Linked DNA regions of Homo sapiens: region 1 is linked to region 2. A link is a loop called in an ENCODE intact Hi-C map of the cell type or tissue named here. Cell type or tissue: dorsolateral prefrontal cortex. All regions are shown on one strand. Links, peaks and the distances in the headings refer to the core of each region. The heading gives the core; the rest is flanking DNA.

What was found. Hi-C counts contacts between places; a loop is a spot of excess contacts. Peaks named below come from ENCODE experiments on the same cell type or tissue, not always from the same donor. Only the 100,000 strongest peaks of a DNase experiment are listed, where the experiment ranks them.
Region 1: a loop joins it to region 2, with 2.1 times the contacts of the local background. A loop is called at or near these places in 2 of 110 quality-filtered maps.

Annotation. Positions count from the first base shown.
Region 1 is chr9:2,412,051-2,417,430 of GRCh38, reverse strand. All of the region lies in intron 5 of LOC101930053 (a long non-coding RNA gene), which reads left to right. All of the region lies in intron 2 of LOC105375956 (a long non-coding RNA gene), which reads right to left. Among named protein-coding and RNA genes, the nearest start is that of VLDLR, 210 kb to the left of the region's middle. In dorsolateral prefrontal cortex, for the core only: no CTCF peak of the experiment used is centred there; no DNase peak of the experiment used is centred there; H3K27ac peaks cover 382 bases.
Region 2 is chr9:2,238,600-2,243,979 of GRCh38, reverse strand. It overlaps LOC107987043 (a long non-coding RNA gene), which reads left to right and starts at 1,361. Exons shown (of 5, transcript XR_007061395.1): 1 at 1,361-1,553. RefSeq lists enhancers at 1,979-2,853, 1,147-3,044. In dorsolateral prefrontal cortex, for the core only: CTCF peaks have their summits at 1,825 and 2,025; DNase peaks (open chromatin) are centred at 1,448, 1,919 and 2,349; H3K4me3 peaks cover 2,313 bases; H3K27ac peaks cover 1,971 bases.

The DNA of each region.
Region 1 (5,380 bases), core at 122-5,121, 170 kb before region 2:
AGGAAAAGGACTGCCAGTTAAATACAGCAGATAAAGACACAGGTGAATGTCAACTCCATCCAGAAAATCTCCAAAATAATAGATAATAAAAAACATAAATTATGAAGGAAATGGGAATAGAACATGAAAGTAGATGATAGATTTCAAAAAAATTTGGAGATACAAAGTAATACACACATGGCAACCTACTTAGCATAGGGGAGAAAGATTGAAGAGGAGAGAAGCTGATTAAGCTGCAAAAATATGGAAAGTCTCAGAAATGAGGGGCACTGGGATCCTTAGAAGACATTGAGGTGGGGAATGATTAGTCGAAAATCTATATAAGAAGAGGGTGGTGCCTGATGCCTTCCCTACATCATGCTTAGAGGAGGTGAGAGGTTTACTGGGAATATGAACCTGAGAGCTCCCAGAGTTAAGCACATGAGGCAAAGGAGATAGTGGAATGCTGTGCTAAAAAACACAGTAATTAAATAAAAGCCTACCTTGTAAACGGTGAGATCCCCACTTCTGTTCCTATGCCGCTGGGTTTTCAGATGGCTGACATCCTGACTTAACAGAAAACCCACGGATATTTGCAAGCAATTCGCCAAGAAAATTATTGGTTTCTAACTAATCAAACCATCCCTGTCCAATGTACATAGATCATCCATTCAGCTTCGTAGTGACAGATTCTTAGCCAAAAAGAGATAGCCAGGGATGGCTAATAGTTAAGGAAAACTTTTCTAAAATGAGAGACCCCAAACTAAACAAACAAAAAAAAGGCAAAAGGTACTTGGAAGAAAGAAAGGGCCTATAAGAAAATTTCAAAAAATGTGATTACTGTTCTTGGAGAATAATATAACATTTTACATCAATGAAACAATAATGGGATGCTATTTTTAAAATACATTCAAAGCAAGAAAAACAGAGAAGTAAAATATAGAAATAAAACACTCAGTAAATAACTGAAAGAAAACGTTAAAGAAACCCCAGAAAGTAGAACAAATGATTAGAGAGATGATAGGAAGGACATAAAGTTAGATGTGTAGTGCAGAAGATCAAACATCTGTTTAATAGAAATTCCAGAAAGAGAAAAGAGAGAAAATAGAGGATGAAATTATTAAATAAGAATATACATCTCCAGTTTGAAAGGTCCCACTAAGTGCTTAAAACTGTGAATTTAAAATTAACAGCATACCTGTGTGAATGTACTTAATGCCACTGAACTGTACACTTAAAACTGGTTAAGATGGTAAATTATTTCATCTGTATTTTACCGTAATGAAAACAACAACAAAAAAACCACCAAGGTAGAGAGTCATTGATACCAGCGACACATAGAGGATCCCCAAAACTTTGAGGATCAATTAGGAAGAAAAGAGGACTCACATAAAATATCAAGAACCAGAAATAGCATTTGACTTCGGTCACAGTGAAAGTTATTAGGTTGGTACAAAAGTCACTGTGGCTTTTACCATTACTTTTAGTGGTAAAAGCCACAGTGACTTTTGCGCCAAACTAATAGAAATAATTGGGCAATGCCTTCAGAATTTTGAGGGCAGTCCAGGCGTAGTGGCTCACGTCTGTAATTCCAGCACTTTGGGAGGCCGAGGCAGGCAGACTACTTGAGGCTGAGAGTTCAAGACCAGCCTGGGCAGCATGGTGAAACCCCATCTCTACTAAAAATACAAAAATTAACAGGGCATGGTGGTGCATGCCTGTAATCTCCAGCTATGCGGGAGGCTGAGGCAGGAGAATCGCTTGAACCCAGGAGGCAGAGGTTGCATTCCCATCACGCCACTGCGTTCTAGCCTGGGCAAAAGGGTGACACTGCCTCAAAACAAAAGAAAAAAAAGAAGTTTGGGGAAAAATTACTTCCAGAGAACTCCACCTCTTGGCAAATTCACCTGTTTCTCGGCACCAAGTAGTGGTTAATAGTAAACTCTTAGGTAAATATTTGGTAGATGGAGGAATGCATGGATAGTCTTAAAGAAAAATTAATGTTACCCAAATTCGTAGCCACAGGAAGAGGTTTCACACTCCATATTGAATCTGGATGCAAAAAAAAAAAAAAGAGAGAGAGAGACAATTTTATCCTGAATCTCTCCCAAGTAACAAAATTCTTATGTTCATTTACTCAACAGGTATCTACTGAGTACTGTGCCCTACACTCTACTAAGGCCTATATCAGGAGTCCCCAACCCCTGGGCCACAGACAGGTACCTGTTGGTGGCCTGTTAGGAGCCACGCCACAGATCAGGAGGTGAGCAGGGAGCCAGCAAGCATTACCACCTGAGCTCTGCCTCCTGTAAGATCAGCCACTGCATTAGATTCTCATAGGAGTGGGAATCCTATTGTAAACTGCCCAGGCAGGGAATCCAGGCTGCGTGCTTCTTATGAGAATCTAATACCTGATGATCTGAGGTGGAACAGTTTCATCCCGAAGCCATCCCATCCCACCTCACTGGTCCATGGAAAAATTGTCTTCCACGAAACCAGTCTCTGATGCCAAAAAGTTTGGGGATCACTGGTATATACGGAATATTAGATAATGCATTCTGCCATTGAATGTCTTTAAGTTTAGTTTGGGAGAAGAGAAACATGTGTGTATTAAATCAATACTAGAAGCACTATATAGCAATATAAGAGATGTCACAATGCAAGATAAAATCTAGTGTCAAGGTAGAATTCCAAACAATGAGTCAAGAATGGGCAATTCACTATGGGCTAGAATACTCAGAAGAGGACTTACGGAGGAGGTAGGACTTGAGCTGACTTTTAACAGATAAGATTAGGTCAGTAGAGAAAAATGCAACATTCCAGCCAGGGAACAAAGAGGACAAAGCTGAGATTCAGGCAGACTCTGGATGGAGCAGAGTTGGTGTCAGGCATGGTGGGTGGTGAGATTTCAACTGGCAGGGACACACATTGAAGGGCCAGAATACCACGCCAAGAGGGTTGGGTTTTATAATGGGGAGCCATATGTGATGCCTTCCCTAAACTCTAGTTCTTCCTGATTATAACCACACAGAATCAGCAACTCCTTCCATTATATTTTCATAACCTCCTATACACATTTCCAATAGCCTACATATCATGGTGAATGATGGTGATCTGTTTATGTGGCTGCCTTCCCCACTAGGCCAGGAGATCTTGAGAGCCAATGCTTTCTTTACCATTAATGTTGCACTGCTAAGCACAGTACTATGGGCTTAGAACATACTTTTGAAGGAATAGAGTGAAAGAATGGTAGAGGCTGAGACAGACTCAGTGTAGGGAGAAATGTATGTTGCTGTTTCTATGTATCTCTTTCTGTCACCGCCTCCTGTAGTCACCAGAACTCCTCCTTATATCCTAGAGCTATGAAAACTCTAGTCCTGGGGAGAAACATGGGTATTTCATGCTTCTAACTATTCATGTGTCAGTCCAGAATTAGAACCTAAAGTAATCCCACCAGTCTCAGGCCCCATGCGATTATTTATTGACAGTACTACTTGACTCTGAGAATGACTGCCCTGTCCTGACACATGCTTCAATGAAATTGGTTCCCCAAATCCTGCAAAACAGCTTAATAAAGTAAACAGAACCCCTACCCACCCACTTCCTTTTGGCTCAAGAGAGGTCCCTCCTCTCTACATAAATATATATGGCTTCTCAATACTTCAGGCTTTAGCCTTAACTCCCAGGTTGGAGAATTGTGCTGCCAATTTAACATCTGTCAATTCCCAATGCCTCACCAAGGCCATCTAGCAGTAGGAGCCAAGTGTCTGCTTTAGATTTCCAAAGCAGCCTTCTTTGCTCTGCTAGGAGCTCTGCACACTCCTGGGAAGTCACAGGAGCTACATAAACATGGCTCAGGTGACGTTGTGCGTACGATGCTGGGAGGGTTGACCACATGATTTCTCAGCATCTCTAATTTCTGTAGTTACCACTGGAGGGGATATAACCTACATTCACTTCTAGACAATGTACCACAAAAGAGTCTTTTTAAAATATCTTAAAGATTAGTACATCATCTTGTTTTCCCTTAAGCAATACATACACAGCTCCTAGCAGTTACAGCTTTGTGAGTTCTATCCTGAAACGGTACCACAGCCAAATGTAATTAAAATGAACTATGCTTTGTTTCTCCCCTGCCTCCCACCTCAGAATTACTCCATATTTCTTTCCTTATGAATCAGGAAACAGCTGGTAAATCAGTTCATTCTTTTTATTCCTTCTATCTCAAGCTCAAGCTGGGAAGGCCTTGTTAGCATAAACTTCTTTTTCTAAATAAGTAGTTCTCTGCATTCATTCTTTCAGTAATGTATTGAACAATTACACTGAGTAAAAAAAGCTTTTCTTAGAAAGACACAAAAATAAATAAGACACAGTTTTTACCCTTGAACAGCGCATGAGGGAAGACAGACATAAATGAAGAATTATAATATAATGTGAAAAGTACTACTGTAGAAGTGTTTACACTGTGCTGGGGAAACCTAGTTATCACAGACGAGCCACATCCAGGAATGGTGAAGAAGCCATTTCAGAGGAAATAACATTTAGTCTGGGTCTTATAGTCAGGGGTTGCTGACGGGGAAGGACCTTCTAGTTCAGGCAAATAGTCCATGCATTTGTACGCTGGTGTAAAAGGTTTCACTAAGGGCATGTCTTAAGAAAGTTTAGTAACAATCAACTAATGGAATCATGATTTACTCACTGAAATGCTTAATTGAGGATGACATTCTTTCTCTTGGCCTTTTGGTCTCCTGGTCAGCTGGCTCTTCTCAGAATAAGGGACTTAATGACTTGATTACATGTTATGAAAGTTACATTCATAAGTGGCCTTATTTGTAAGGTGTTCATATAGTTTGCCCAGGAAAATACCATTTTATGCTAGTTGTCCTAGTATAAATGGTAACAGTGCCCTCTTTCATGATCAAATGTCTCTATGCTTAGATAGTAAATAACATGACTGCTCTACTTATTTGAAAAATAAAATGCATAAAATATTTATCTGACCAAGAGAATATGACTTTCTATTGGTGGATCCAATCATCTTGCTTCAGAGACCAAAAATGGTTTCATACTTCTAAGAATAAAACATCTTTTCCAAGATAGATTACTTATAGGCAGTGGGCAGACTTAATGAATAAAAAAGTCCTTCCAAAGCACATAACTCTGTAATTAGAAGAGATTTCTCCCCTGATTCTTTTGAGCTAAGAGACAAACAAACAAGAAAACCCTTGCCTCTTCTCCCACCTAGCACCATTTCTCATAGGCTAACAGAGGAGAATATTTAGTGTTTACAGGAAATGCAGTAGCAGGTTACCACTGAAAGAAATGCCCTTTGTCTTCCTTTTTCCAATGGGCTTTGTACCAAACAAAATGATTTCCATTTGCGACTAAGTCAAATGTCATT
Region 2 (5,380 bases), core at 96-5,095:
GATTTGCTCAATACCACGAAATATCTAAAATCATTTCAGAATCCTTCTGTGTCCATGCTGTACAAAAACAAACCCAGTAAAAAGAGTTTAGTGTTTAAGTCCTTCCTGACTCCCACGCTACCTAAGTCTAATGGAATATGGTCTAATGGGTATTCATAAACTACTCAGATTTCTTTTTCCCCCTTTCAGTGTGGTTATTCATTTGAAATACAGTTGAGTTTATTTTTTTCAGTTTGGTTTTTAGTTTTTTCTCCCTTCCCATACTTTTTGGTTTAATCTTTTAAATAAATAGAACATTAATAAACTTCCAAAAATCAAAAATAATACAAAGAGCTATACCATAGAAGTGTTTCTCCCTCTCATATTCCTTCCACCCTGTTTCCCACCTTCTTGTTAGGTGACCTGCTTCATCTCACTTCATTCTTTACTGGTTTATTCCTCCTATATTTCTATTTTTTTGAAAGATATGCAGGTACATGTATTTCTCCCATTTTTCCTTTTCCTCACAAAGGTTAGCACAGTATACATCCACTCTTTTGCAGTTGGTCAGGAAGAAACGCTTTCCATGAGCTTTGGAGACTAGCAGCCTTCTCTGCAGTATCTTATGTTCATTTAGCAAACACCTGAGTCTCCACAGAGAGCCAAGGCTGATCAGTGAGTCCCAAGTCTACAGTGAGCTGGCTTCATAGTGTAGACCTTTCTCAGGAATGCTTCACGCCTAGCCCAGCCAAAGGACTGCGCCCTACATTGCATTCTTTTCTGTGCCTTGTTGACACCCTGCGGTTTCAGTGTGCAGACCCATGTCTGTCACTGCCTTAGATGACTGTTGTAGACCCTCACCTTTACGGAGTACAGACGTATTATCTAAATGTTCCTTGTTGTCTGGTTCTGCCCTCCCTCACAAAATCAATCCTCCAGGAACAAAGCTTCCTCCTATACTACGTCATGATGCTGAAATCCTTCCCCTCCCCTCCATCTCTCAACTTACCTCGACAGCTATCTCTTTCTCTCTCTCTCTCTCTCATGCTCATGCGCGCGCACACACACACATACACACACTCACACGTGTTTTCTTTAAAGGCTTAAATTTTCCATAACAGTGGGGGGTTCCCAAGGAAAAGGGGTGAAAGTTTTAAAAATAGGTGCTTGCTGGGTAATTTGCCATTAAACATCAGGGCACCATTCTAGTAGGGAGATGGCTCTTAAACCCTTCACTTCTGCTCGCCAGGGTCCTGCCCTCAGCACCTCAGGGAGGGCTGCCTCCCCGAGATCAGCAGCTGGGGAGGTGCGGGCGGGGGTCAGGGTGACAGCCAAGCTAAGTGGAGGTCCCAGGAGGCTGGACATGATAACCACAGTGACTGTGGTTGCTCCGCCCGGTCCTCTGGCGGCAGCCAGAGCCTTCCCAGGTTTTGCCTTCGCCCGGTCCTCGCCCTTCAAAGCTTGGTAAGGTCCAGCCGTCCACCTGTGGCTGTCCTACAACAAAACCACTTCCAGGAAAAGGAAAGGGGTACGTGACAGGCCGAAGAAGTCAGGCTACAAACCGGATGACAACCGTAAGGAAGAAAGAAAAGAGCAAGCCACGGGGGTTCTCAAAGGGTTAACACAGCCTGGCATACACAAAGGATGAGGATGAGGGCGAGGCAAAATGAGAAATCGGGTGCAAGAAGTAGGGGGAAAAAAACCTTCCACCCTTTCTTTTTGCATCCAGAGGTACATCTTCATTTCAGAGTAAACCCAGCCACAAATGAGGGTAGCTGGGAGCATGTCCCTTCTTAGGCAGCTGAGAGGATGAAAGAGCCTCCCAACGCCTTTGATGCAGGCTGCATATTCGAGCACATTTTGAAACGTGCATCTGTGCTGTGTTGGGCCTGGAACCCCGGCGGCTCGGGGCTGGCCTTGGGCGGGTGAGAAGGAAAACGTTGCCTGGCGTTACCTGCGTCTGGAATGGGTTCCCGGAGCAGCGCTAGGCAAAACCCGGAGTGGATCTTGGGAAGAAAAGCAGGCGCTGCTCCCGGGCTCAGCACCCGGTTTCTTAGGCGCCGAAAGGTCCACCGTTTGCACACACCAGGGGTGGAGGGCTCGCTAGCGGTGGGAACCTGGAAGGGGCCAAACATGCTGTTCAGAATAATTGAGGAGGTAGAATATTCTTCCTGCTTGGTAGTGTGAAATCACTTGTTTATGGCTTCCATTCAGTCTCCGGTTTGCAGATAATGCCCCTTTCTAAGCGGTGAAACTCATGAATGTTGATCTTGCAAATCAAGCTGACACTAGCAGCTTTTGTCCACCAGGGCGTACATCAAGGCCTGCCTTCTCCCCAGCACGTTTCCCCCCTCCTCGCCATGCGCATCCCAGGCTCCCGGATTCATGAAAGGCGCGCTCCGCCCCAAGGCGACCTGAGGGTCTCTAGCAACAATCCAGGGGCTTGTCTGCCAAGCGCTCGGGCCCCACTTGGAGCGTCCTGTTCAGAGCCTCAAAGAGAGGCCCTGAAGACAAATGGCCCCGACAGGAGGAGGTCACCCAGTGAAGGGCTGCGGGAGCTCTAGACCCTTGCCCGGAGGCCTAGGCGCTCGTTCTTAAACGCGCAAACCGAGCCAAGCCCGGACAAAACCCGGGCTCCGAGGAAGGAAGCAACGAAACAATCGCATTTATGTAAAGGGAGGATCGAGGAGAGAGAGAAGGCAAAGCCAGCCAGGATGCGAGGATCTGAAATAATGAGATCAGACGGGGGACGGCGGAGGTTAACTACACCCACAGAAGCCATCGATAAAAGAGGCTTTGCTGGAAGTCAAGCCGACCGCTGGTTTTTAGAGTGGCTAGGTGGTAACTCTGGATCCTGCTGTAATAAGATGCCTTTTAATTAATGCTAACGAGCTAATGTTTATTAACTGTTCAAAGCTCCAGAGGAATAGGTGCGAACTGCAGACCAAATATGTCTTTGGGTGTTGTGCGATGAATGTGACTGCTGAACGAATTAAGAATAGTCAGAGGCACCCTCATTCTTAGGGATCCAGGCTCATGAATAAAGATATTCATGCGGCCTGGTGCGGTGGCTCACACCTGTAATCCCAGCACTTTGGAAGGCAGAGGCGGGTGGATCACCTGAGGTCAGCAGTTCGAGACCAGCCTGGCCAACATGGCGAAACCCCATCTCTACTAAAAATACAAAAATTAGCGGGGCGTGGTGGCATGCACCTGTAGTCCCAGCTACCTGGGAGGCTGAGGCAGGAGAATGGTGTGAACCCGCGAGGTGGAGGTTGCAGTGAGCCGAGATCGCGCCACTGCACTCCAGTCTGGGTGACAGAGCAAGACTCTGTCTCAAAAAAAAAAAAAAAAAGATACTCATGCTTAATTTAAATTGTATTATGTGGCAGTCTCCAAACTGGTCTCTGTAGCAGAGGCCACTCATTGTGCTTCAGAAAGTTACTGTTTACCTGTGTGTGTTTCTGTTGAGAATCATTTCAAAGCTGAGGTTGAGCTGTGGGAAGGATATATTTCCACACACAAGTCTGTACTTTAAAAAATTATCTTGGTTGCTTGGTACAGGATGAGTTACCAAGAGGGTCAGGATTCCTGCCGGCCTGGCAATATTTCCTGCTTCCCACCACCCCACCCACTTCCCCAATTTACAAGCCCTGCCCCCTCCCCTAAAGAAGACCTGTGAATGACAGGCTAGTCCTCTGCCTCCTGGTCCCAGCAAACAGGAGCACTGATTCTTGGCCTTTCTTAATCGACCTTGCTGTGACTTTGACCACCATAAAGTTCACAAGAGAAGAGATCATAAAGGATGATCAAAGTCTAGTTTTCTGAACAGGAGAGATGATCAGAGTGACATTTGGGGTTGGCACACATTTCCCAGACAGAGGGAATATGGCGAGTTAAGGCACCGTGGGAAGAGTGTCATCCATATGTCATTGTTCACTCTTTTACATTAGTTATGTACTCCAGTCCTGGAATCCAAAGGTCAACAGAATGCAGCAAGTGAACTGCTGCCCTTCTGTGGGATGAATTCTTCAAGAACAATCTTGGCTTTGTCAGTGTTTCTTACCTGCATGCCTTCTTGGATCTTGGTGTTTTCTGTCTGTTGGCTTTGACAGTGTCCAGATTGGAGGTTATTTTCATCCATGCAGTCTTCCTTCCCTCTCATTCCCTGGCCTTTGAAGAATGACCCCTCTCTGACTCCACATGGCTCTGGTAAATCAGGACATGTGACCAATAGGGAATATGACCAGGCCAATCCTATTCTCTCTTCCAGGAACTGGGATTTTCAATAGAGAGACCCAGGATATAAGAGGTTGAACAAATTATCCCGTAACTACACCCTAAGGACAGGGTTCCAAGGGTTGTGAACCCTGGAGCTGCCCTGTTGCTGGTACCTTCCAAAACATATTCTTGAGCATTTCTCTCCATTTTACAGGCTTCAGAAAATATTTTTTGTTCTTGCTTAACTTCAATTAATACATTAATACACAAGTCATACAGAAAATAGCAAGTTTAGAAATCAATTTTTTTTGTGAAATATACATCCAGAAAACTTCATTAAAGTGTATTACAAACAACTATAAAGTGAACGTTACGTATGTGTTTACTACCAGGGTTGGGAAATGAATATTATCAGTAGCCCGGGTGCCCTCTCTAACCCACTGCATTCCTCTCCTTAATGATAAAACCACCTTGCTCTTCCCTAACTACTCTGCTAACATTCTTGACCATCATTTCCTTGCTTTGCTTTACAGTTTTATCACTGATGTATGTATCCCTACACATGTTGCTTAGTTTCATCTGTTTTAACATTTGTGTGAAAGGAAGGAGGATTTTGTGTCTTTACTCAACATTACATTTGTGGGAGTCATCCATGTTATTATGTATAGAAGTAGGTTATCCATGTTATTGCTGTATGATAGTCCATTTGTAAACATATCACAGTTATTTATTAATTACATACCTGACAAACATTTGCATTGTTGCCACTGGGAATATTACAAACAGTGTTGCTATGAGCATTTTTATTTATGTCTCCTGATATATGAAATCAAATTTGTCCAGGGGAAATCTCTAGGAGTACAATTGCTGGGGTATAGGGTTATGTACATCTTCACTTTTACTAGACAATGCCAAACTGTTTTTCCAAAGTAGTTGATCCAATTTACAGCCCCACTTGCCCTAACAGAGAGTATGAGAGATTCTGTTATTCTACATCCTCTCCAAACTTGATATTTTCATCTTTTTAGCTTTTGCCCATCTGGTGACTTTGTTTTTATTACGATTACCAGAAAACTGAGGAGGTGTGCAGCTTTCCATATTTGTATTGGACATTTGTCTCCAAAAACTAATTACTATTTCTCTCTTTCTCTTTCTCTCTCTCTCTCTCTCACACACACAC